3 separate regions of the Homo sapiens genome follow, and all the other regions are linked to region 3. A link is a loop called in an ENCODE intact Hi-C map of the cell type or tissue named here. Cell type or tissue: heart left ventricle. All regions are shown on one strand.

What was found. Peaks named below come from ENCODE experiments on the same cell type or tissue, not always from the same donor. Only the 100,000 strongest peaks of a DNase experiment are listed, where the experiment ranks them.
Region 1: it touches region 3 in a loop (2.9-fold over the local background); 4 of 110 quality-filtered maps call a loop at or near these places.
Region 2: it touches region 3 in a loop (2.0-fold over the local background); 12 of 110 quality-filtered maps call a loop at or near these places.

Annotation. Positions count from the first base shown.
Region 1 is chr22:38,321,280-38,329,279 of GRCh38, reverse strand. The region is part of intron 5 of TPTEP2-CSNK1E (TPTEP2-CSNK1E readthrough); the gene reads left to right. Among named protein-coding and RNA genes, the nearest start is that of CSNK1E, 7.8 kb to the right of the region's middle. RefSeq lists enhancers at 1,253-1,764, 3,812-4,322, 4,323-4,835, 6,215-7,006 and a silencer at 3,362-3,656. In heart left ventricle, no CTCF peak of the experiment used is centred here; no DNase peak of the experiment used is centred here.
Region 2 is chr22:38,670,495-38,678,494 of GRCh38, reverse strand. It overlaps CBY1 (chibby 1, beta catenin antagonist), which reads right to left. Exons shown (of 5, transcript NM_015373.4): 3 at 7,506-7,611; 4 at 7,307-7,425; 5 at 4,645-5,336. The coding sequence ends at 5,259. It overlaps TOMM22-DT (TOMM22 divergent transcript), which reads left to right. Exons shown (of 2, transcript XR_007068097.1): 2 at 2,006-2,979. Among named protein-coding and RNA genes, the nearest start is that of TOMM22-DT, 7.4 kb to the left of the region's middle. In heart left ventricle, no CTCF peak of the experiment used is centred here; no DNase peak of the experiment used is centred here.
Region 3 is chr22:38,064,983-38,072,982 of GRCh38, reverse strand. It overlaps PICK1 (protein interacting with PRKCA 1), which reads right to left. Exons shown (of 13, transcript NM_012407.4): 4 at 7,853-7,981; 5 at 5,213-5,279; 6 at 3,861-3,950; 7 at 2,092-2,145; 8 at 1,239-1,301; 9 at 373-506. Among named protein-coding and RNA genes, the nearest start is that of PICK1, 12 kb to the right of the region's middle. In heart left ventricle, a CTCF peak has its summit at 3,532 (motif pointing left); DNase peaks (open chromatin) are centred at 1,382, 3,452 and 4,832; H3K4me3 peaks cover 669 bases; H3K27ac peaks cover 3,585 bases.

The sequences.
Region 1 (8,000 bases), 260 kb before region 3:
CCTCCTGAGTAGCTGGGACCATAGGCATGTGCCACCATGCCCAGCTAATTTTTTTATTTTTTGAATAGAGACAGGGTCTCCCTTGTTGCCTGAACTGATCTTGAACTCCTTGTGAACCTCAGGTTTCTACCTGCAAAATGGGCAGGGTGATCTCCAGCTCACAGGATTCCTGTGGCATTTATTAAACCAGATTCAGTGCTGAGTACCCAGTGGGGAGCCTGCACGCTGTCCATCCAGTAAATCCTAGTTTTTTTCTCTCCTCTTGTCCATGAGCAAAACTCTAAGCTGTTCTGAGCAAAGCCATTGGCTAAATCTCCTAGTCAGCTCCTGGGATTAGAGATCCTCTTACCTCTTCCATCCTCTTCAGCCTTCTCCCCTGAGGGAGGCCTGGGTGCCATTTGACTGGTCTCCCCACAGTGGGCCCTTCCCACCCCCAAATATCCGAGGTTCCTACCGTTCAGCTATTGCTCAGGGCTGTTCCTTCCCCCCAGCCAACCACCATCCAGATCCCCCCTACATTTATTTATTTATTTATTTATTTATTTATTTAATTTGTTTATTTTTTATTGAGACTGAGTCTTGCTCTGTCACCCAGGCAGGAGGGCAGTGGCACAATCTTGGCTCACTGCAACCTCTGCCTCCCTGGTTCAAGTGATTCTCCTGCCTCAGCCTCCCGGGTAGCTGGGACTACAGGTGCGTGCCACCACGCCCGGTTAATTTTTTGTATTTTTAGTAGAGACGGGGTTTCTCCATGTTGGTCAGGCTAGTCTTGAACTCCCGAGCTCAGGTAATCTGCCCGCCTTGGCCTCCCAAAGTGCTGGGGGTACAGGCGTGAGCCACCGTGCCCGGCATCCCACCTACTTTCAAGTCCTGCCTCCTCCCTTCCACCCCCGTGTCAACTTCAGAATTTCTCTATAGACAGGGCTTAGGGAGACAGTCTGATGGCAGGGGAAGCAGGGGTCGGAGACTTGTCTCAGTGCTGTATTTGTGTAGCACTTCACATAAAATTACAAGAATAGCAACTGCCCACATCACAAAATGCCCAGGGCGAAGGGGAGACGGCTGCTCGCCAGCCATTGGCACCACCACTGCCCCCAGACACTGACTTTCCTGTGGCGGTCACTGTCTAGCGTATTCTCTCAATACTGTAGGACCCTCTTTTTTCTTGTGTCTATTCAGCCTCTCCTGTCGGATCGTCAGCTCCTGGCAAGCTGGGGCCGGCGCAGACCTCTGAGGCCCTGCAAGGAGTTGGCATCAGGAAATGCTTGTGGGTGAACGTGTGATGTGGCAGGATGATGAGTCGCACCAACTATGCCGAGCGAGGAGCGCTGCTGTGGGCATCGGGATTATTAGTCGCAGCAATCATCCTCATTCCCGGAGCCCAGCTAATGAGTGGTTGTGTGAGCTGGGAACGGGAAGCCCTGGCTTCTCAGAGGACAGAAGGAGCAGGTTTGGGCGCTGGTTGACTGCAGCACAAACAAGGGATGTTGTGATGAGCAGAGGGGTCAGAGGAGCCCATAGGGCCGGGGGTGACAGGCCAAGCTGAGGGAAGGAAGCAGGCAGAGGTGAGCTGGAGGCCGGGCACGGGTGGCCCTTTGGGGATGCCAAGGATTTGTGTAGTGCTCCCTGCTCCTGGGGACACGTGACAGGCGCTCCTGGCTCCTCTGGGAGTTGCAACAGCACAGGGAATGCTGAGTGGAGCAGGAGGACAGAGGGCCCCAGCAGAGCAGGAGGACAGGCAGCCACCGTGAGAAGGGATGGGTGGGGCAAGGTGGCCCTGAGGGAGGGCTGTTAGGGAACATCTGGCTCAGGATGGAAAGTGTCAGGCCCTGCCTTCACCCCTGAGATCACACACACAACATCACCATTGCACAAGTATTTACGGGGCACCCATGACCAGTTGGGTACCCACAGGAGCACCTATGGGAGATTTCTCTGTCTTGGAGAGACCCTAAGAGCATTAAAAATGAACAAGTTAATGTTTCAGCCAGTCATAAGTACCATGAAGAAGATAAAGCAGCTGGCCAGGCACGGTGGCTCACACCTGTAATCCCAGCACTTTGGAAGGCCGAGGCGGGCGGATCACGAGGTCAGGAGTTCCAGACCAGCCTGACCAATATGGTGAAACCCCGTCTCCACTAAAAATACAAACATTAGCTGGGCGTGGTGGTGCGCGCCTATAATCCCAGCTACTCAAGAGGCTGAGGCAGGAGCATCGCTTGAACCTGGGAGGCGGAGGTTGCAGTGAGCCAAGATCGCGCCACTGCACTCCAGCCTGACGACAGACTGACTCCGTATCAAAAAAAAAAAAAAAAAAAAAAAGCAGGATATCCCCAGTACAGGAAGGACAGAGGGGAAGGAAGCCCACTGAAGACCAGTCAAGGAGGGCTTCTGTGCAGAGGTGACTTTTGAGTTGTGATCTGAGCCCTGAGTAGGAGGCAGTCATGGAGGATTTGGGGAGATCATTGTAGGCAGAGGAACAGCCAGGCAAAGGCCCTGAGGCATGGTGAGATGACAGACAGTGAGGGAGGGAGAGTGAGGTTTGAAATGGGGTCTGAGGCAGGCAGGGGCTAGATCATAGCAGGCCCTGGGAAAGAATGTGAATTTCATGCTAAGGGAAGAAGGAGCCACTGGTGTATTTTCAGTAGCCACAGTCAGATCTCAGTGGTTAACAGGCCACTGTAGTAGCCAAGTGGAAGACACACGTGGTAAGAGTGGCTGGGTTCAGAATCCAGTTGGAAGGTAGAGCTCATGGGAGCTGCTCAGGTTTTGAATATGGGGGTAAGGGGTGCGGGGAGAGCCGTTTCCCACTGAGCCCAGATTTGTCACCTCAAGGTCTTTCTCAGCTTAGTGCCCGGGATGTGGAGTGTAGGGTCCTTGCCCATCCAGCCCTGCCCTTAGCTTCAGCTGGGGAGACTGAGAGCTTTAGCACTCACTTTGTCCAGCTCCTCAGAGAAGGGCTGTGGATTCTCCAAGGTCGCGCTGAAATTCAGACTGACCAGGGACCAAACCCAGACCTTGCTACCCTGCCCTGCTGCCTCTCCGCTGAAGATGGAAGAGGAGGGAGGAAGCCCTGGCAGGAGTGACCTGACCGGGCACGGCCCAGTGGTGAGGTTCCCTGGAAGAAGTGCCTGAAAAGAGAGCCTGGGGCCAAAGCTGTGCCCTGGGAATAGTGAGGGGTGGGTAGGATGTCATGGAAGGGTCTGGGGACAAAGAGCCAAGGCCTAGCTGGGTAAGGAGAGGAGAGTGCCCCAGGACAGCATCTTCAGGCTGGCAGGGCTGGGGGCGGGGGAACCTCTGGAGCCTGTGGGCCACAGACTCTCCATGAACAGGGCCTGAAAAGGGGAGGACCCTGAGAAGCTTCCCACCGGGGCCTTCGAGAGCCAAGACCAAGATGGGCAAGGCTAGCAGCTCCCCTGGGCCCAACTAGGTTTGCATATCTCCAACTCCCACCGTAGAAGGGGCTGGCGGTGGCCCCTCCAGAGGAAGGGTGACAAAAGGAAAGGAGAGGCGGGGGATACAGCCTGCAGGGCTCAGGTGCTCAGAGGAGCCCAAGTCAGGAGCCCTGCATTGAACTCTGCTCGGCTCCTAAGAATAGCAACATTGTAATGTAAGCATCTTCCTCTTACTCAGGGCTGCTTCTGGGCTACATTGTTTTTGTGATTTATATTATCCCCATTTTACAAATGAGACTCAAGAATTTTAGGAACTTGCCTAGTGTCACACTGTTACAAAATGGGAGGATACTATTTGTTTTTTTGTTTTGGAGACAGAGGAGTCTCCCTCTATTGCTCTATCGCCCAGGCTGGAGTGCAGTGGTGCCATCTCAGCTCACTGCAACCTCCACATCCTGGGTTTAAGGAATTCTCCTGCCTCCCAAGTAGCTGGGACTACAGTCACCACCACCATACCATGCCAGGCTAGTTTTTTATTTTTTATTTTTTAATTTTTTTTTTTTTTTTTGTATTTTTAGTAGAGACAGGGTTTCACCATGTTGGCCAGGCTGGTCTCGAACTCCTGAGCTCAGGCAATCCACCCACCTTGGCCTCACAAAGTGCTGGGATTACAGGCATGAGCCACGGTGCCTGGCTGCAGAATACTATTTGAAGCTAGCTTCTTTTTTGTTGTTGTTTTTGTTTTTTTGATACAGAGTCTTGCTCTGTCACCCAGTCTGCAGTGCAATAGCGGGATCTCGGCTCACTGCAACCTCCATCTCCCAGGTTCAGGTGTTCTCCTGCCTCAGCCTCCCGAGTAGCTGGGATGACAGGCGCACGCCACCATGTCCAGCTAATTTTTGTGTTTTTAGTAGAGACAGGGTTTCTCCATGTTGGCCAGGCTAGTCTTGAACTCCTGACCTCAGGTGATCCGTCTGCCTCAGCCTCCCAAAGTGCTAGGATTACAGGTGTGAGCCACCGTGCCTGGTCGCAGAATGCTATTTGAAGCTAGCTCCTTAACCATGTGGAGCTGCCATCACATGCTGCCTGTGACCTTGGACAAGGCTCATTCCTTCATTGGGCCTCAGTGTCTCTATCTGTAAAACAGTGGAGGGGGGCCAGGTATGATGGCTCACGCCTTCAATCCTAGCACTTTGGGAGGCTGATGGGGGAGGATCACTTGAGGGCAGGAATTCGAGAACAGCCCAAACAATGTAGTGACCCCATTTGGGCAACATAGAAACCCTGTCTCTATAAAACAACAAACAAAATTAGCCTGTGGCTGGGCGCAGTGGCTCACGCCTGTAATCCCAGCACTTTGGGAGGCTGAGGCGGGCGGATCACCTGAGGTCAGGAGTTCGAGATCAGCCTGGGCAACACGGTGAAACCCCGTCTCTACTAAAAAAAAATACAAAATTAGCTGGGTGTGGTGGCACATGCCTGTAATCCCAACTACTTGGGAGGCTGAGGCAGGAGAATTGCTTGAACCTGGGAGGCGGAGGATGCGGTGAGCCGAGATCACACCATTGCACTCCAGCCTGGGCAACAAGAGTAAATCTCCCGCTCACCAAAAAACAACAACAACAACAAAAAACAAAATTAGCCTGTGATGGTGGCATACACCTATAGTCCCATCTACTCAGGAGGCTAAGGTGGTAGGATCGCCTGAGTCCAGGATTTCGAGCCTGCAGTGAGCTATGATCATGCCACTAAGTTCCAGCCTGGGTGACAGAGCAAGACCCTGTCTCTAAAAAACAAAGAAACAAACACAAAATGAAAAAAGCAGTAGAGTGGAATAAATGAAGCTTGTAGCTCTCCCAACTGGAGTCCACAGTTCCTTCTGTAGCGGATGGGTTCAGGGGCAGGAGCCTGATGGGGGACACCTAGGGCTTTTCTTGAAATCATGTCCACAGCGGGGCATGGTGGCTTACATCTGTAATCCCAGCACTTTGGGAGGCTGAGGCAGGTGGATCACCTGAGGTCAGGAGTTCGAGACCAGCCTGACAAACATGGTGAAACTGCATCTCTACTAAAAATACAAAATTAGCCAGACGTGATGGCACATGCCTGTAATTCCAGCTACTTGGGAGGCTGAGGCGGGAGAATCACTTGAACCTGGGAGGCGGAGGTTGTAGTGAGCCGAGATCGCACCATTGCACTCCAGCCCGGGCAACAAGAATGAAACTCCATCTCAAAAGAAAAAAAGAAATTATTTCTTTTTTTTTTTTTTTTTTTTGAGACGGAGTCTCACTCATCGCCCAGGCTGGAGTGCAGTGGTGCGATCTCAACTCACTACAACCTCCGCCTCCCGGGTTCAAGCGATTCTCCTGTCTCAGCCTCCCAAGTAGCTGGGATTACCGGCGTGAGTCACCACGCCTGGCTAATTTTTGTGTTTTTAGTAGAGGCAGGGTTTCACCATGTTGGCCAGGCTGGTCTTGGAACTACTGACCTCAGGTGATCCGCCCACCACAGCCTCCCAAAGTGCTAGAATTACAGGCGTGAGCCACCACGCCCAGCCAAAAGAAACTATTTCTTCCGTTAGCCTGGGAGAGTGGTTAAGGGCACAGACCCTGGCAGGCCACCCCCAGCCCCAGCCCCCGAGGGTGCAGTGAGAGCTGACCTCGTCAGTACAGGCCACGTGTCTCTAAAGAGCCTGGCGAATGGTGGGTGACAGCACTTGGAGTTGGTCAGAGATCAGGAGGCTGTCTCCTCACCGTCCATTCATTCACTCATCCAGCAAATCTTTGTTAAATACCTCCTATGTGCTGGAATAGATCCTAGATATTGGTGATACAGTGGTGCCCAAAATAGCATTAACTCCTTCCCTTTATGCAGCTTAGACCCCAAAGTAAGGAATGCAGACAAAAAAATAAAAATTCCCTGCAGAGCATGTTAGATAGTGATGTGGAGTTCCCTACAGAGCATGTTAAATAGTGATACAGGCCAGGAGAAAAAGAGACAGGCAGCAGAGGCCCGGCCCGGCCCGGTGGCTCATGCCTGTAATCCCAGCACTTTGGGAGGCCAAGGCGGGTGGACCACCTGAGGTCGGGAGTTCAAGATCAGCCTGACCAACATGGAGAAACCCTGTCTCTACTAAAAATACAAAATTAGCCGGGCGTGGTGGCACATGCCTATAATCCCAACTACTCGGGAGGCTGAGGCAGGAGAATCGCTTGAACCCGAGAGGCGGAGGTTGCAGTGAGCCGAGATCGCGGTGAGCCGAGATCACGCCGAGCCGAGATCGCGCCATTGCACTCCAGCCTGGGCAACAAGAGCAAAACTCTATCTCAAAAAACCAACAACAACAACAACAAAAAAACAGAAACAGACAGCAGAGAAGGGGAAGGCAGTGACCCATGGGGATGGGGTTTTATTATTATTATTATTATTATTTTATTTTTAGTAGAGACAGGGTTTTCCATGTTGTCCAGGCTGGTCTCAAACTCCTAACCTCGTGATCTGCCTGCCTCGGCCTCCCAAAGTGGTGGGATTACAGGCATGAGCCACCGAGCCTGGCCTATTTTTTTTTTTTTTTTGAGATGGAATCTTGCTCTGTCATCCAGGCGGGAGTTCAGTGGCACGATCTCGGCTCACTGCAACCTCTGCCTCCCAGGCTGAAGCAATTCTCCTGCCTCAGCCTCCCAAGTAGCTGGGATTACGGGCGCACATCTCCACTCCTAGCTAATGTTTGTATTTTAGTAGAGATGGGGTTTCACCATGTTGGCCGGCTGGTCTCAAACTCCTGACCTCAAGTGATCCACCTGCCTCGGCCTCCTAACCAAAGTGCTGGGATTACAGGTGTGAGCCACTGTGCCTGGCCTTTATTATTATTATTTTTAAATTATTTATTTATTTTTATTTTTTGAGACACGGTCTCACTCTTTTTTTTTTTTTTTTGAGACAAGGTCTCACTCTGCTGTCCAGGCTGGAGTGCAGTGGTATGATCAAGGGTCACTGCAGTCTCAACCTCCTTGGGCTCCGGTGATTCTCCCACCTCAACCTCCCAAGTAGCTGGGACTACAGGCATGCACCACCACACCCAGCCACCATGCTCAGCTAATTTTTGTATTTTTTGTAGAGAGAGCATTTCGCCATGTTATCCAGGCTGGTCTCAAACTCCTGAGCTCAAGCAACGCCTGCCTCTGCCTCCCAAAGTTCTGGGATTACAGGTGTGAGGCACCGCCTGTGGCCCAGCGCCAGGATTTTAAATTGGGAGACTGGGCCCAGACGTGGTGGCTCACACCTGTAATCCCAGCTTTTTGGGAGGCTGAGGCGGACGGATCACCTGAGGTCAGGAGTTTAAGACCAGCCTGGGTAACATGGTGACACCTCCATCTCTACTAAAAATACAAAAATTAGCCAGGTATGGTGGTGGACGCCTGTAATCCCAGCTACTCTGGAGGCTGAGGCAGGAGAATTGCTTGAACCCGGGAGGCGGAGGTTGCAGTGAGCCGAGATCGGGCCACTGCATTCCAGCCTGGGAGACAGAGCCAGACTCTGTCTCAAAAAATAAATAAATAAATAAACTGGGAGACCAGGAGGGCCTACCTCTGAAGGGGACTTGAG
Region 2 (8,000 bases), 610 kb before region 3:
CAGAGTGTTCAGAACTTTGGGAGGAGATGAGATGATCTAGAAAAGATAGAGTGAGGCTGGGGGCAGTGATTCATGCCTATAATCCCAGCACTTTGGGAGGCTGAGGCAGGTGGATCACCTGAGGTCCAGAGTTCGAGACCAGCCTGGCCAACATGGTGAAACCCCATCTATACTAAAAACAAAAATTAGCCAGGCGTGGTGGTGAGCACCTGTAATCCCAACTACTTGGGAGACTGAGGCAGGAGAATCGCTTGAACCCGGAAGGCAGAGTTTGCAGTGATCCAAGATTGCACCACTGCACTCCAGCCTGGGCGACAGAGTGAGATTCCATCTCAAAAAAAAAAAAAAGAAAAGAAAAGAAAAGGCAGAGTGAGAACAGAAGACAGAGCCCTGGCCGGGCGCAGTGGCTCACGCCTGTAATCCCAGCACTTTGGGAGGCTGAGGCGGGTGGATCACGAAATCAAGAGATTGATACCATCCTGGCCAACATGGTGAAACCCCATCTCTACTAAAAACACAAAAATTAGCCAGATGTGGTGGCAGGCGCCTGTAGTCCCAGCTCCTCAGGAGGCTGAGGCAGGAGAATTGCTTAAACCCGGGAGTTGGAGGTTGCAGTGAGCCGAGATCACGCCACTGCACTCCAGCCTGGCAACAGAGCCAGACTCTGTCTCAGAAACAAAAAAAAAAGACAGAGTCCTGTGGAATCAGACATTTAAAGATTGGGGAGAGAGGGAAACCAGAGGGCTGAGGAATTGCTGAAGTCTTCAAGAGGAAGGCTCAGCAGCAGAGATGACATGGTGAGACTGGTGCCAGGATGGAGGTCGCATCAGTGGACAAGGGTGTCAGCAAGTGAGTGGCAATGCCCCATGCTAGGAGCCCAGGTGACTGCCATCGGATGGGAGAGGCAGGTTCAAGAACGCTGGGCTCTTAGCTCCTCTACTCCCCATCTCTCGAGCCCAAGATTTCCACCTTGCTTGTTTCTGTCCTGTCAGAATTAGAAACATGTGATATAGTAGCTCTTAATTGGGGGGTGGGGGCATGGCTCCCTTCGAGAATCCTATAAAAACTATAAGCCCCTCTCATTAGAAAGTGCACATTAGCCCATGCCTGTCCTGTTGTCTGCGCAGTTCCCCTTGCTAGGACTCAAACTCGGTCTTCCTGCCATTACTGCCTCTAATCCTGCACTCATGCCCTCCCTCTCGTCCACAGAATCTTCTTTTCTTTTCTTTCTTTTTTTTTTTTTTTTGAGATGGGAGGCTTGCTCCTTTGCCCAGGCTGGAGGGCACTGGTGCAGTCTCGGCTCACTGCAACCTCCACCTCCCAGGTTCACATGATTCTCCTGCCTCAGCCTCCCAAATAGCTGAGATTAGGTGCCTGCCATTATGCCAGGCTAATTTTTGTATTTTTAGTAGAGACAGGTTTTTGCCATGTCGGCCAGGCTGGTCTCAAACTCCTGACCTCAGGTGATCCGCCCGCCTCGGCCTCCCAAAGTGCTGGGATTAGAGGCATGAGGCACCGCGCCAGGCCCTTTTTAAATTTTTTTTAAAGAGACGGTGTCTTGCCCTGTCACACAGGCTGGAGGATACAGTGGTGCAATCTTGGCTTACTGCAGCCTCGATCTCCCAGGTTAAGGGATCCTCTCACCTCGGCCTCCAAAGTAGCTGGGACTACAAGTGTGTGTCACCACGCCTGGCTAACTTAAATTTTTTTTTTGTAGAGATGGTGTCTCAGTATGTTGCCCTGGCTGGTCTCAAACTCCTGGGCTCAGCCCAATCCTCCTTCCTTGACCTCCTGAAATGCTGGGATTACAGGCGTGAGCCACTGTGCCTGGCCAATAAAGTCTTTGAGGATGAAGAATTTTAGCCAGAACCTGAAGGATATATCTGGCTCTATTTAGATTTGAAAATATATAATGTCTCAAGAAAAACAAAACAAAACACCTCGCTGAAGCAAACAGGGTTAGTGTGGCGATATATGGGTGATTTTTTTTCCTTTTCTCCTAAAGACTTTCATTCATGGGACTGTCCCTGATTCCCAGCCATCACGGGGAGGCTCTACCTTCAAGTGTTATCCAGAATCAGACCACCTCACCTCATCTACTGTGGCCTCCCTGGGATGGGCCTGGCCTCCTTCAGTCTGTTCTCACCACAAAGCCACCAGAAGGATCCTTTTATTTTTATTGATTGATTGATTGATACGGGGTCTGACTCTGTCAGCAGGCTGGAGTGCAATGGCACGATCTCACCTCACTGCAACCTCTGCTTCTTGGACTCAAGCAATCCTCCCACCACTGCCTCCTGAGTAGCTGGGACCACAGGTGCACACCACCACACCCAGTTAATCTTTTTGTATTTTTGGTAGAGATGGAGTTTCACCATTTTGCCCAGGATGGTCTCAAACTGTTAAGCTCAAGCAATCTACCCACCTCAGCTTCCCACAGTGCTGGGATTACAGATATGGGCCACCACGCCCAGCGCCTTTTAAAAGTGCAGTTGGATCATAGCATTTATCTGCTCATAACAATGGCTTTTGCTTCCCCGCTCACTCAAAAGAAATTCCTTCTTCACTGCAGAACTGCCCCTCCTACCACAGGATGTTTAGGGTTCCTGGCTGCAACCCCCAAAGGTCCTAATGGTGCTGGTCATGGGGGGATCCACACCATTGTGACAACGAAATATGCCCACATGATGCCCAAGGCTTCAGTCCTGGCCCCACCCTTCCACTGTGTCACTGTGCTGGGTTGGTTTTCTCATCTAAAACATGGTGATGGGGATAACAAACTTGAAAGAGTGTCATGCAAATGAGGTGTCCAGCATCGGGAGGTGTCCAGCATCAGGAATATTAATAAAGGGTCCCCAGTGATACCGGCCGAGGCATAAGCAAACTCCACTGCTCCTATTATCTGCACCTGAAGATTTACACCTTGCATATATGTGGATCCTTTTCCAATTTCTTCTGTATTAAACATTCTCTCCTGTATCAGAAAGTCAGGTTATGGGTTGGAGCTACAAATCTGCCCTTCGATCCATCCCCCCCATAGAGTGCTTTGCTGGCCGTAAGGATGGACTGCAGACAGCAGCTCCCTTTGAGGCCGCCCCCAGCTCCTCTCTTTCATAGCGGGCTGTGTGAATCAAGCTCCAGCACTTCTACTGTGTGATCCTAGATCAGTGTCTGAACCTCCCAGAGTTTCCTTCTCTGCAGATGGATGTGCCGATAGCCCCTGCTACACAGGGCTGAGCTGAAGGGGAAATGAGACAGTGAGAGCAAAGGGAGCCTGGTGCCAGGCATGTACCGGGCATTCAGAAGTGGCTAACCATGGTAGCCTGTCCCTAGTCTAAAGCCCTGGGCACCATGCCCCCACCTCCACCCCCTCAGTTCCTTCCCGCTTGACTTCAGGAGCTGGATTCCCTCCTCTTGCCAGAAAAGTCCAGCTCATACTGCCTACGGCACAAATTCTCACACCAACCATTAGGTTCCTGCCAGGTCCTGGCCAGTCCCAACACCATGAAGCAGGAGGGCAGGCGAATTTTGAGCAGAGAGACTGTTTCTGTTTGGCATCAGCCTCTGCCAATGCCCAGGAAAGCTGGAATGCTCTCCTACAAGAGTGACAGTTCCCCACACACTAAACATTCTTTTTTTTTTTTTTTTTTTTTTTGAGACAGAGTCTTGCTCTGTCGCCCAGGCTGGAGTGCAGTGGCCGCCTCCCGGGTTCAAGTGATTCTCCTGCCTCAGCCTCCCAAGTAGCTGGGACTACAGGCATGTGTTACCACACCCAGCTAATTTTCTTTTGTATTTTTAGTAGAGACGGGGTTTTGCCATGTTGGCCAGGCTGGTCTCAAACTCCTGACCTCAGACGATCCACCCACCTCAGCCTCCCAACGTGCTGGGATTACAGGCGTGAACCACCACGTCCGGCCAATTCTGTCTTTTGATGGAACAACAGAGGCTTAGACTCCAGGCTCCAGTTACTTTTTTTTTTTTTTTTTTTTTGAGACAGGGTCTTACTCTGTCACCCAGACTGGGGTGCAGTGGAGCAATCACAGCTCACTGCAGCCTCAACCTCCCTGGGCTCAAAGTGATCCTCCCATCTCAGCCTCCTGAGAGACTGGGACTACAGGTGTGCACCACCACGCCCAGCTAATTTTTTTTTTTTTTGTATTTTGTTTCGCTATTGCCAGGCTGGTCTTGAACTCCTGAGCTAAAGCAATCAGCCCGCCTCAGCCTCCCAAAGTGCTAGTGCTAGGATTACAGGTGTGTGCCACCACACCTGGCCAGGCTCCATTTAATTCTTTTTTTTTGGAGACGGAGTCTCGCTCTTGTCGCCCAGGCTGGAGTACAATGGTATGATCTCGGCTCACTGCAACTTCTGCCTCCTGGGTTCAAGCGATTCTCCTGTCTCAGCCTCTCAAGTAGCTGGGACTACAGGTGCCCACCACCACGCCTGGCTAATTTTTGTATTTTTAGTAGAGACGAGGTTTCACTCTATTGGCCAGGCTGGTCTCGAACTCCTGACCTCAGGTGATCTGCCCACCTCAGCCTCCCAAAGTGCTGGGATTACAGGTGTGAGCCACCATGCCTGGCCAGCTCCATTTACTTCTTGAGAAACTCATGGTTCTCTTTTTAGTCACTTTGGTCACAGAGAGATTATTTAACATCGTTTAATAAAAAAGTAGTAGTGCAAACAGGAAAGTAGCATAAAAATATAGTGTTGTTGTGGAAGGCTGGTGCTTGCTGCTGAGAAGCTGAAGCCAGAGGAGGCCAGGTGTGAGGAAGGAGGATTCTTTAAAGGCAAGAAGAGAGAGGCCTGCCTTTAAGAGCCAAGAGAGCCGCTCATCCATGACCCCAACACAGAGCTCTGTAGAACTGCTGTCACACGCCAAACACCAACATAAGGGGGTGAGAGAATGAACTCCAGCCGCTTCTCCCAACACAACCCAACAGAGCTATTCTGGGACATGTGTGTTTGCGAGCTTGTGTGTGGAGAGCACCAAAAAGCTCATCAGCAGCCCCAGGCCTCTGTGCGGTCTGGTTTTCAGACTGGCACCCGCAGGCAGTGCATCTGAAGCACCTTCTAGTTACTATCCCCATCTGGAATCTTGGTTTTCTCCATTCCATGTCACCTTCTATTGCCAACCCAAGGGTGCCAGTGCCTGTGGGTCTCATTATATGATACTCTCTTCCAGGACTGAATCCGCTAGTCTGGCCAAAAAAAAAGCACTCAGCCACATCCTACTCCCCAATAAATGTCTCTGGGGTCTTCATTTTCTCTTCCGGCTGATCCTCAGTTCATCCAGTTCCTTCTCCATTAAGTGGGATTCAGCAGTGGACTCTGAAAGCTGAAAGTGAAGCAGCGGCTGTTAGCAAGCAGCACATTTCTAGGAAATGTTTCGGGTTAGCAAGGCCGGCCCTACACACGGAGGAAAGGCCCCCTGCCACTTCTCTGATGCTGCTGGCTTCCTCGATGGGAAACCCTCTGTAACTGGGTAGAATGCAACCCCTGATGACCCAGGACCACAAGTACTTGAAGAATATTCACAGTCCACTCTGTCAGCACGCTGTCACCCACGAGGGCATGGCACTCCCTGCACGAAGGAGAGCAGGTCTCAGAGGACGTCAAAGGCAGATACTGGTGATTGTAAGGCTAAGGGATTAGAGCTGAAATTGATTCTAAGCTGTAGCTCCCATAATGGGGATGAGGGGAAAAAATGCTAGAAATAGAATGCCACTTTCCTCCTTAGGGTTTTTTTGTTTTTGTTTTTTGGTTTGTTTGTTTTCTGAGACACGGTCTCGCTCTGTCGGCCAGGCTGGGTGCTTTTCTTGTACTAACTCACTATGAGGTAGATACTACGATTATGCTCATTTTTAAAAAAAAACATCCAGGCCGGGCGTGGTGGCTCATGCCTGTAATCTCAGCACTTTGGGAGGCCAAGACAGGGAGATCACTTGAGGTCAGGCGTTGGAGACCAGCCTGGCCAACATGGTGAAACCCCATCTCTACTAAAAATGCAAAAATTAGCCAAGCGTGGTGGCGGGTGCTAATCAGGAGGCTGATGCAGGAGAATCACTTGAACCCGGGAGGCAGAGGTTGCAGTGGGGCAGTGGGTGGAGATCATGCCACTGTACTCCAGCCCAGGCTACAGAGCGAGACTCTGTCTAAAATAAATAAATAAATAAAAATAAAAATAAAAAAACATCCAGCCTAAAATGTCAGTCTTTTTCTTTTTTTTTTTTCCAAGATGGGGTCTCACTCTGTTGCCCAGGCTAGAGTACAGTGGCGCGATCTCAGCCCACTGCAACCTCCACCTCCCGGGTTCAAGCAATTCTCCTGCCTCAGCCTCCTGAGTAGCTGGGATTATAGGCGCATGCCATCACACCCAGCTAATTTTTGTATTTTTAGTAGAGACAAGGTTTCACCATGTTGGTCAGGCTGGTCTCGAACTCCTGACCTTGTGACCCGTCCACCTTGGCCTCCCAAAATGCTAAGATTACAGGCATGAGCCATCATGCCCAGCCTAGTCCTTTTTTAAAAAAAAAAAAAAGATGGCATCTTACTTTGCAGCCAAGGCTGCTCTCAAACTCCTGAGGTTAAGCCATCCTCCTGTCTTAGCCTCCCAAGTAGCTGGGACTACAGGGGTGCACCACCACAATTAGCTATTATGCCATTTATTGCTGAAGAAATTAAGTTACAGAGCAGTTAGTCAGTAGCAGAGCTGGGTGAGGAACCCAGGCCATTTTGCTCTGGAGTGTGTGCTCTTAACCACTACAGTGTATGCTCTCCTGCCTCTGAACCTTCACAGGCTCCTCTAGGCCCAGTGGGTTGCTGGATTTTTAACAGCCACAAGAAACCAACACTAATGCAGTGTGAGCCCCTCAGCTGGTCTGTACTGGGCACTGATTAATGCCTACTTGGTATGAGACACTTCCAAGCCATGAGCCGGCTCTACCCCTCTTCCTGGAATGCCTTCATCTAACCTCTATTCCTGCCATTATCCTTCCACATTCAGCTCAGATATCCCTTCCTCTGGGAAGCTCTCCCGACTTGACAGAAATAACTTCTCCCTCGTGTGCTGTGCAGATCCTGTGCAGACTCCAACTGGGTCCTTATGTAATTATGCTTACGGTCGGTCCACCTGCCTCTACACTGTGAGGGCAGGAACTGTGTCTTGTTCCTTGCGTGTGGCTTTGGATGCAAAGCAACGTACCTGGCCAAACTGGCATTGAGGAGATATCTGTTGGATTAAGTGACTCGAGGTGGAGCCTCCCCAAAAGGAGAAGCTAGGCCTCTCTTCCCCATCACCTGCCTCACCATGTCTAATAAGATGTCCACTTTCAGCCGCAAGAGATTGTTCTCTTCCTCCAACTGCTGGTTCCGCCTGCGAAGGCGCTGAACCTCCCTCCGGTCCACACCGCCACTAACCCCTGTCTCTGGAGGAAGGACAGAACCAGTTAAAGGGGGATTTCCTCCTACAATCTTGTTTGACAAAATGGCAGGAAGTGCAGCTCACCTGCTATCCACTGGCCATTTTCAAACTTCAGGCTTTGCCCTGCCAGGTTCATAGTCGGGGATCCGTATTCCAAGCCCAGCTCCACCTCCCGGGTTGATCGATCCAACTGTGGGCGAGATGCTATGTGACAACTTCAGCAGGCCCGGAACACGCCTTCATCCCAGCTCCTCTTCCGCCAACAATATGACCCCAACAACTCATTTCTCTAATCATTACTTGGCACCTTTAATGATTTTTTTAAAGCCATAAAATCAAATGATGTACAGGAAAAGTTTAATTGTGAGATAAAAAATATACTGTTTTATACATTAGATGTTTTCCAGAAAAGCTATATATACTGAAATTTATAAATTGAATTATTTTATACCTACTTGACACTTAATAGTTTAAGCAATCCTACTATAAACTGTTAATCAAGTGAAAAATTCTTTTTAAATGTAATAGTCCCCCAAGTTATCATTTGCTTAATATGGAGCTACATATGTTGTGGAAAAG
Region 3 (8,000 bases):
GATGCTGAGGCTGTCACGGCAGGGGTGTGCCAGGGTGACAATGAATGGCACTGATGCGTCACCCTTGTTGGTGGACTCGACTATCAGAGCCAGATGGTGCTCCCTGATGCCTTGTCCCTCTCAAGGATGAGAAGACTAGTGCCAGGCCTAGGGCAAGCTGTGACTCAGTGGCGAGCCAGGGTCAGAAGCCAGCCCAGAGGTCAATGGCAAGGCCCAAGGGGGCACAGTGACTCACCCACAGTCCACTGTGTGGGTGACTGAGCCAGAGGCTGTACCCAGGCACAGGACTCCAGCATACGACCTTCTCTGCATGCCACACTCTCCCCTCCCCACCCTCACACGCCAGACACACACATGCTCAATAGGACCTACCGGCTTGATGGTTTTCAGAAGCCGAATGCCGAACTTCTCGATGCTGCGGTGGGCATCGGCGAACTTCACAAAAGCCTCGCTCGCAGCTGGCTGGGGCTCCCGCACCCCGATCACGGAGAACACGTCCCCAAAGGCTGCAGGACAAGTTTGCCTTGAAGGCTGCCCCTACTTGGCCCCCTAAGAGAAGCCAGGGGTTTGTTGGGGAGAAGCAGGGCAGGGGGCCTGGCAGGCTGGAAGCCAATGTCTGCACAGGGGCTACACCTCCAAGAGAGCTGGTCTAAACCCCCTGAAGGAGCTGAGTCTACACCTGGAGGAAACTGGATTGACACCTCCAAGAGCTGGTCTGTGCCCCCTAGAGTCCTGAGTGTACACACCAAGGGAGTTGGCCCTCATTCCCCAGAGGGACCAGTGAGAGAAGACTGGGTCAAGGTTTGTGGAGGTGGCGCCGCCTGAGGCAGAACACTGGTCCGAGTCTAGACACCTGGATTGGAACAACAGCTCCACCACTTGGGAGCAGTGTGGCCCTCTCCTTTGTCTGGGCTTCATTTTCTGCAGTAGCTGGGGTCAGCTGCAGTCGGCCTGCCCAGAGTTACAGGTTGTCAGAAATATAAATAAGCAAGGGCCTTGTGTACTGCCAGTGGCAGTGTGAGGAGACAGGGTGGGGCCTGTTCATCGTTGCGGCCCTTAAGAGACCAGCTGATCTAGATGTTCCCCGCAGGCCCATCGCAAATCCCAGCACCTGGGACCAGGCCCAGCCCAGAGGGAGCCTGAGGTCAGGCGCTGTGGGTCTGACCCACCTCAGCATGGGAGTGAGAGGCCCCAGGGATTGCCCACGGTCACACCACAGCTTTGGGGGATGCCATTACCCCGGTGAGTCTGCGACAGCTCATAAAAGGCCCGTAGGAGGTTCTTGGTGTGTTCCGTCATCCCTGTGGGAGAGACCGAGTGATGCGGAATGGGGACGCATGGCGGGGACCACACTGGCCCAGGGCAAGGCCTCCAATTGCCCATGCCACCCAAGGCCTCTGCTAGGCCCTGATACATGGCCTTTCCCCACCGCCCAACCACAGCCCAGGGGTAAAAGCTCAGTCCGACCCAACCCGTGAGGAGCCCCATCAGACAGGGGCGCCAGCATTTTGTAAGATGCAGGGGTACACAGCCTGCTGTGGGCTTTAGCCCTGGGACAGTGTGGGATTCCGGGGGACTCTCGCTATGTTTACAAGTGCTATTCTCTGAATTTTTATGAGTATCAGGTTTTGTTTTTTTTGAGATAGGGTCTTGCTCTATTGCCCAGACTAGAGTGCGGTGGTGTGATCTTGGCTCACTGCAACCTCTGCCTCCCTGGTTCAAGCGATTCTCATGCCTCAGCCTCTCGAGTACTGATTATAGGCACACACCATCATGCCTGGCTAATTTTTGTATTTTCAGTAGAGATGGCGTTTCACCATGTTGGCCGGGCTGGTCTCAAACTCCTGACCTTAAGTGATCCGCCCACCTCAGCCTCCCAAAGTGCTGGGATTACAGGCGTGAGCCACTGCACCAGGCCCCTGAGTTATTTTTAAATTCAGAAGAAGTATATATTCTTAAGAACTCTTAATGCCCATGGTCCTAGTATTTTGTAGGCTGGCATTCCTAGTGCCAGCACCCCTGTTGCCACTCTGCTGAGAGCATGCTCCCTGGGGTAGAGCTAGTGCCAGGACGAGGCCACCCCCCACCCACCTTTGTATAGCTCAGCGGTCCGCTCCAGCTCCTCTAGCCTCTTGACAAGCCCATCTGTCGGGATTCAAAGAAGAGGGGAGGTCAGTGGGCTCAGCAAGCCACAGGAGGCCCAGGGCCATGCTGGGGAGGGGAGAGGCAACCCCAGAGGAGAACCAGGAAGGGAAAGATCAGGGGTCCCAGGGAGGGGGATTTGGCAGCTCGGGTCAGCTGGGTTCAAAGGTGTTTTGTAAATGACTAGGCCCTCCTCATGGCCAGCGGAGGGTCCGTGCCTAGCAGGCAAAGCTCCCACACTTCTAACACAAAGCCTGCTGACAGCTGGGGAGGAAGGCTGGCAGGGGCCATAGGAATGGAGATGGAGCAGCCAGGCCTCTAGCGCAGGAAGGACATGGTCTCTGCCTCCCAAGCACACAGATGGCTCAGAAGGGAAAACGCAACTTGGGGAGGGAGGGGGAAATTCAGGAAGGCTGAGAGAGCTCACACTGGGAAGAGGCCTTGGTGATCAGTCATTGGCTTAGTGTTTCTTGAGCACCCACTGTGTGCCAGCCACCATGTCAGGCTCACTTTGAGCCAAGTCTTGCTCTCAAGGCTGAAAGCCCAGCAGAGAAGCCAGCCCAGTGGCCGGGCGATGGACAGCAGTGTGATGGTGAGGGCTGCAGGGGAGAGGTGGGGCAGTCAGGTGCTCTCTGCTCCCCAGCCTCCTGTGTTGACCTGGGTCAGGGTTTTTTAGCAGAAGAGGGGAGGAGCGGAGGCTGTGTTCAGGCCTCTCTGGGCAGGGAGGTGGCAGTGCGACAGGCTGTCGGGGAAGGAAGGGAGCAATTCAGAGGTCTTGGGGAGGCTTTGGCCACCCGGTGGCCTCCAGGCCTGGGTTCCCCAGAGCCTTAGCACCTGGCCAGCGGCAGGAAAGGAGCCATGTAAGCATCGTGTTGTTGTTTTTAGCTGGGTCATGGGACATCATGACAGCTTCAATTTTAGAAACCCTATTTAAGGCCAGGGAAATTGCAAGGTTTGGGGGGAAAAACACAACAACCAGTTCTAATTTCATCTCAACGGCTGGTAACTACAGTAACAGGGATTTATAGGCACGGCACCAGGAGGCTGAAAATAGCAGCCGCCACTTTTGTACACCATTTGGAACAAGCTCAGTCCCCACCCCCACTTCCTTAGCCAATAAAGCCCAGTGTGCCCAGCTGAGCCTACAATTTCTAGAAGTATTTATATCTACCCCACAGGCACACTGCAGAGCTGCTGCTATTTTTAAACTCGGACTGGCGACGGTAGGAGGGGGACTGAGTGTTTCGCTGGCCACCCCAGGGAGGGAAAGTGTGTGCGCATGTGTGCATGCGTGTGTAAATGTGCATGTACACGCCTCCCCCCTCGCCTGCGCAGCCACCACGAAGGGAGGACCTGCAGAGGCAAGGGCAGCAGCACCACCTCCTGGACAAAGGAGGCAGGAGGTGGGCCGCGAGAGTGCTGGGGTGAGGGGTAAGGGGCTGAGGGCAGGGGCAGAGGCACCTCCCCACACTAAGTCTATTTTCCCATCTGTGACCTGAGGGGCACTGGCTAAGACAGCCCAGCTGACAGCTGTGGACCCTCCGGGAGCTGGAGAGGCCTCTGGGGGTACAGAGATGGTGACTTCTCAGTTCCACGGGCAGAGGCCAGGGTCAGACCCGCGGGACCCACAGCAGCTTGGTGGGCAGCCATGGTGCCCCCCACTCTTCTCAGCCTGGGCTTGAGTCCCCGGGGCCCCAGCTGGGTGGGAAGGGACTCACCATTGCACAGGATGGCCCGGCTCAGGCCCAGAGCATCTGCGGTCCCTGAACTCATGTTCTCCACCAGCCGGTGCTTGACTTTCTTCAACACTGAGCGGGGGACAAAGGACCTGGTGAGTCTGTGGCTGCCCAGAGGCCATCCCTGCCCCCAGCCTTACCTCCATGCACAGGGAGCACCCCACAGGGGGCAGAAGGGCTGCTGGGGGTGGCTGTGAAGTGGGGAATGTCCAGTGGGGAGGTCCTAGGCCCCTGCCCTATTCCCTCTGCTTCACAGAGGTGCTGGCAGCCTGGGCAGTTAAACATGAAGCGCTTCGCCCAGGGCCTGCTACGCAACATCAGCTGCTGGTTGCTGAGAGCCCAGTGCTGCCCGGGCTCAGCACAGGCTAATGGAAGCCAAGGAGGCCTCTTCCCCTCCTCTGTGTCACATCAGGACCTAGGGTGTCACATAAAGGGGAGGGGGAGAAGAGGGGCCCCTGGGCTGGTTATGTGAAAGTAATGGGCACCATCAATGACCATGAAGCTCGGACCCCAGACTCAGTTACTGCATCTGACCAGCTTAGTCCTAGGAAGGGGACTTAGTCCTGTGTTGGAACCAGAGGGTTTCGGAGGGAGCTCCCAGATAGATCCAGCCTGCCCTTAGCCCCTTGGCCTCTGGCCCTAGGGTGTATGAAGGGGATTGCTGGGCTCCAGAGCTGAGACCTAGGTGTGCGCTCACCAGGGGCTGCAGCGCCCTCTCTGGGTCTCAGGCTTTGATCCATAATGTGAAGCGGCCGGTCCAGAGGACTCGAAGCTGCTGTCCAGCTCTTGAGTCTTAAAGTTTCTACAGAACCGAGGCTCAGCCCCTCTAACAGGAGGGAACTTGTCCCAGGGCGCAGACCCTCTGCCCAATGCCTGAGGTCCAGTTCAGATCCAGAGTCCCCCTGGGAGCTGATGGCAGGAGAGGCCAGGGAGGAGTGCGCTGTGCTAGAGGGCATGAGGCGCCAGGCCAGGGTTAGGCTGCTCTCCCTTTATGAAGAGTGAGGCCCTGGGCCATGGAAGCCGAGGCGCTGGCCTGCAAAGGACAACCCTAGGGTAGCAAGTCCCCAGAGGAGATGGCAGAAGCAGGGAGGTAGGGGTGAAACGCGGGGGAGTGAGAAACCAGGGACAGAGTACAAGAACAGATGCAGGGAGAGCACCGGGAGGCCTCCCAGGCCTTTCAGATTTGCTTGGTCAGAGGTCAGAGCCCACAGCCATGTAACTCTGGATTCTCCTGTCATAAAGGGGAGGGCAGGGCTGGCTGTGGCACTTCTCCTTTGGGCCAGGGCCCATCCAGGGAGGCTGCTGGACACCCGTAACTGCTCTGACCAGCTTACCAATGTCCAGGGACATGCCCTGCTTGGGGTCCGCCTGCAGCTTGTTGTAGTGGATGGTCACCTCCCCCTGGAAGAGCAGCACACACAGACTAGTGAGCGAGGCTCCACACCCTGAGCCCCTTCCCAGCCAAGACTGTTCTGGACTGAGACTCCTGAGCCCAAGGCCGGGTGCGGTGGCTCACACCTGTAATCCCAACAATTTGGGAGGCTGAGGCAGGCAGATCACTTGAGGTCAGGAGTTTGAGACCAGCTTGGGCAACATGGCAAAACCCCATCTCTATTAAAAATACAAAAATTAGCTGGGCGTAGTGGCGCGTGCCTGTAATCCCAGCTGCTCAGGAGGCTGAGGCAAAGAATCACTTGAACCTGGGAGGCGGAGGTTGCAGTGAGCTGAGATCACACCATTGCACTCCAGCCTGGATGACAGAATGAGATTCTGTCTCAAAAAAAAAAAAAAAAAAAAGAATCCTAAGCCCCAGTAAGGGCCAGGCTGAGCGCTGTGACATGGCCCCACCTTGTGACCCTGTCTGATCCCAGGCCCCTCCCTTCCTACTCTACATCCAAGCCCTGGGGAATCAGTGGGGACAGGGCCGGCACCGGGCCCACAGCCTGGCGGTCTCTGATGTCTTGTGCTTCGGCCAGGTCAGGCTCTCCTTCTTCCCTCCCCACGCAAACCACACTCCAAGCCTTTGCCGTGTCATTTCCCTACACTGATTATTCCCTCCTCCACCCCAAAACACCCCATCCCCAGGAATCCCTCTACTCATCGAACAGCACATCTGAGCACTTGCTCTGTGCCTGGTGCTGGGGCACCAAGGGGAGGGGCAGGGGCAGCCCCAGCCCCGCAAGGCTGATGCGAATCAGGGAATTACACAAACCACTTTCTAACGACTGCTCAGGAGACAAAGGCTTCTCCCAAGAGGACTTGCCTGAGCACGGGAGGGCGCTGTGTTCACTCTCATCCTTGCAAACCAAAAGCCCTTGAACTTGGGACCACATTCATCCAAATATAAAACAGGATTTTAAAATCAAGTCCCAAAGGGAAACCAAAATGAGCAGATGCAATCAGAGTCAGAGGTGGGGTGTGAACTGCTCCCGCAGAATGAAACACAGGCGTGCTCAGGGGCCACCCCACAGGGAGCAGCTGTAGGCCAACGGCAAGCGGGCTGCAGTGGGAGTCGGGCCCGGGCTCCAGTTCAGCTGTGTGACCACAAGCAGGTCACTCCCCGCCTGTGGACACCTGTAAGATGGGAGAGTAATCCCTGCCCAGCACCCAAACAGGGGAGCTGGGCCAATGCTGCATCCCTGTCATGGCTGTGTGCAAATACAAAGAGCTCTTGTCCTCATGGGCAACCTGAGGTGCTGGTATGACCAAGCCTGAGAGGACAGGGAGGGACCTGGCGAGTGGAGATGGGGAGGAGATGCGGAGGGGGGAAGGGCTGCCAAATGGGGCACACACAACCCAACTCGGCCAGAACGAGACCCCCTGCACCTGTTCCCATGATCAGCTCCTCTGCCTAACAGGTCATACCTGAGGCAGTGATACCCAGACCACGTGGAGTGGCAGCTGTGGGGTCTCAATGAACCTTGCTGCTTCCTTTTTTTACAACAGAGCTCTGAGCCCCAGCCCCAGGCCCTGATTTGTCCTATGGCTAAAGGGGCTGGAATAGGAGAATGTGCAGGATGGGACTCTTCCTACAGCAAGGAAGGAGAGAAGCACGGACTACTCAGGAGCAGGACAGGAGGATAAAGGGGAGAGAGGATGGAGCAGCGGCTGGCCTGGGTTAAGGCAGGAAGGCGGACTATCAGGAGTGCCAGAACCCGGAGGATGGAAGTGGGGCTGAGGGAGGTAGCTGCCACCCTTGGCCAAGCTGAACTCACAGTGGGGACCCTTGCCCCCGAGACTTTCAAATCACCCCATGGCTGTGCACTGCCTGCACATCAGTTCTTTCACAGTATTGGTTTCCTGAGACTAGCTAGCAGCCACTTCGCTAGGAAATGGCAAAGGGGCTGCATGCTCGCTTCAGGAGAGGCCGGGATGCCGCCTGCCATTCCAGTCCTGGAGCGGCAGGGGTGGGGGAAAGCGGGGCAGGCAGTGTGTGACTCTGGTCTGTAGAGCAGAAGATCAGCTGGCCTGGGAGGGGGGTCTCTGGGTGTCTATGAGCCCAGGAGGCTGTGTGGGACCGAAAGTTCCTACAGGATGGGGAAAGGGCACTCTTCTTTCCCTCCTAGCCCTCACAGGCCCAGCGTGACCCGGCTGACATTATTGGGTGTCTACTGACCCAGGGAGGATCACCTTGGACTTTTAGCTTCAGCTCTGGCACTGACTGGGGACACATGGGCTTGCCTGAGGGGTGGTTCCAAGTCTGTCAGCTCCCTGGGAGCTCATGGGGACCTTGTGGTCTTGCTGCCCACTCTCTTGCCAAGGTTCAGCACAAGTCCTGGAGCACGATTAGTATTTATTGAATGAATGAGGGATGGATGAGGGAGGCTGGAGTGTGACCCTGACCCTGCACATGACAAGGAAGGGGGCGGTGAGGGCTGATACCCCCTTCCAGGCCTGCTGGGACCTCTGGCAGCCTGGAGGTCTCAGAAACATGTGTTGCTGCCTCTGGACACCTGCTCTGCAGCAGCCCTTACCTTCACCTCCTGAATCATCTTCGCCACCTCCACCTTAGTTTTCCCTTTGATTGACCTGCCATTGACACCGGTGATCTCATCGCCAGCTGCCACTGTGCCGTCCAAGGCTGCTGGGGTGTTGTCAAATACCTGTGGGTGCATAAGGAGA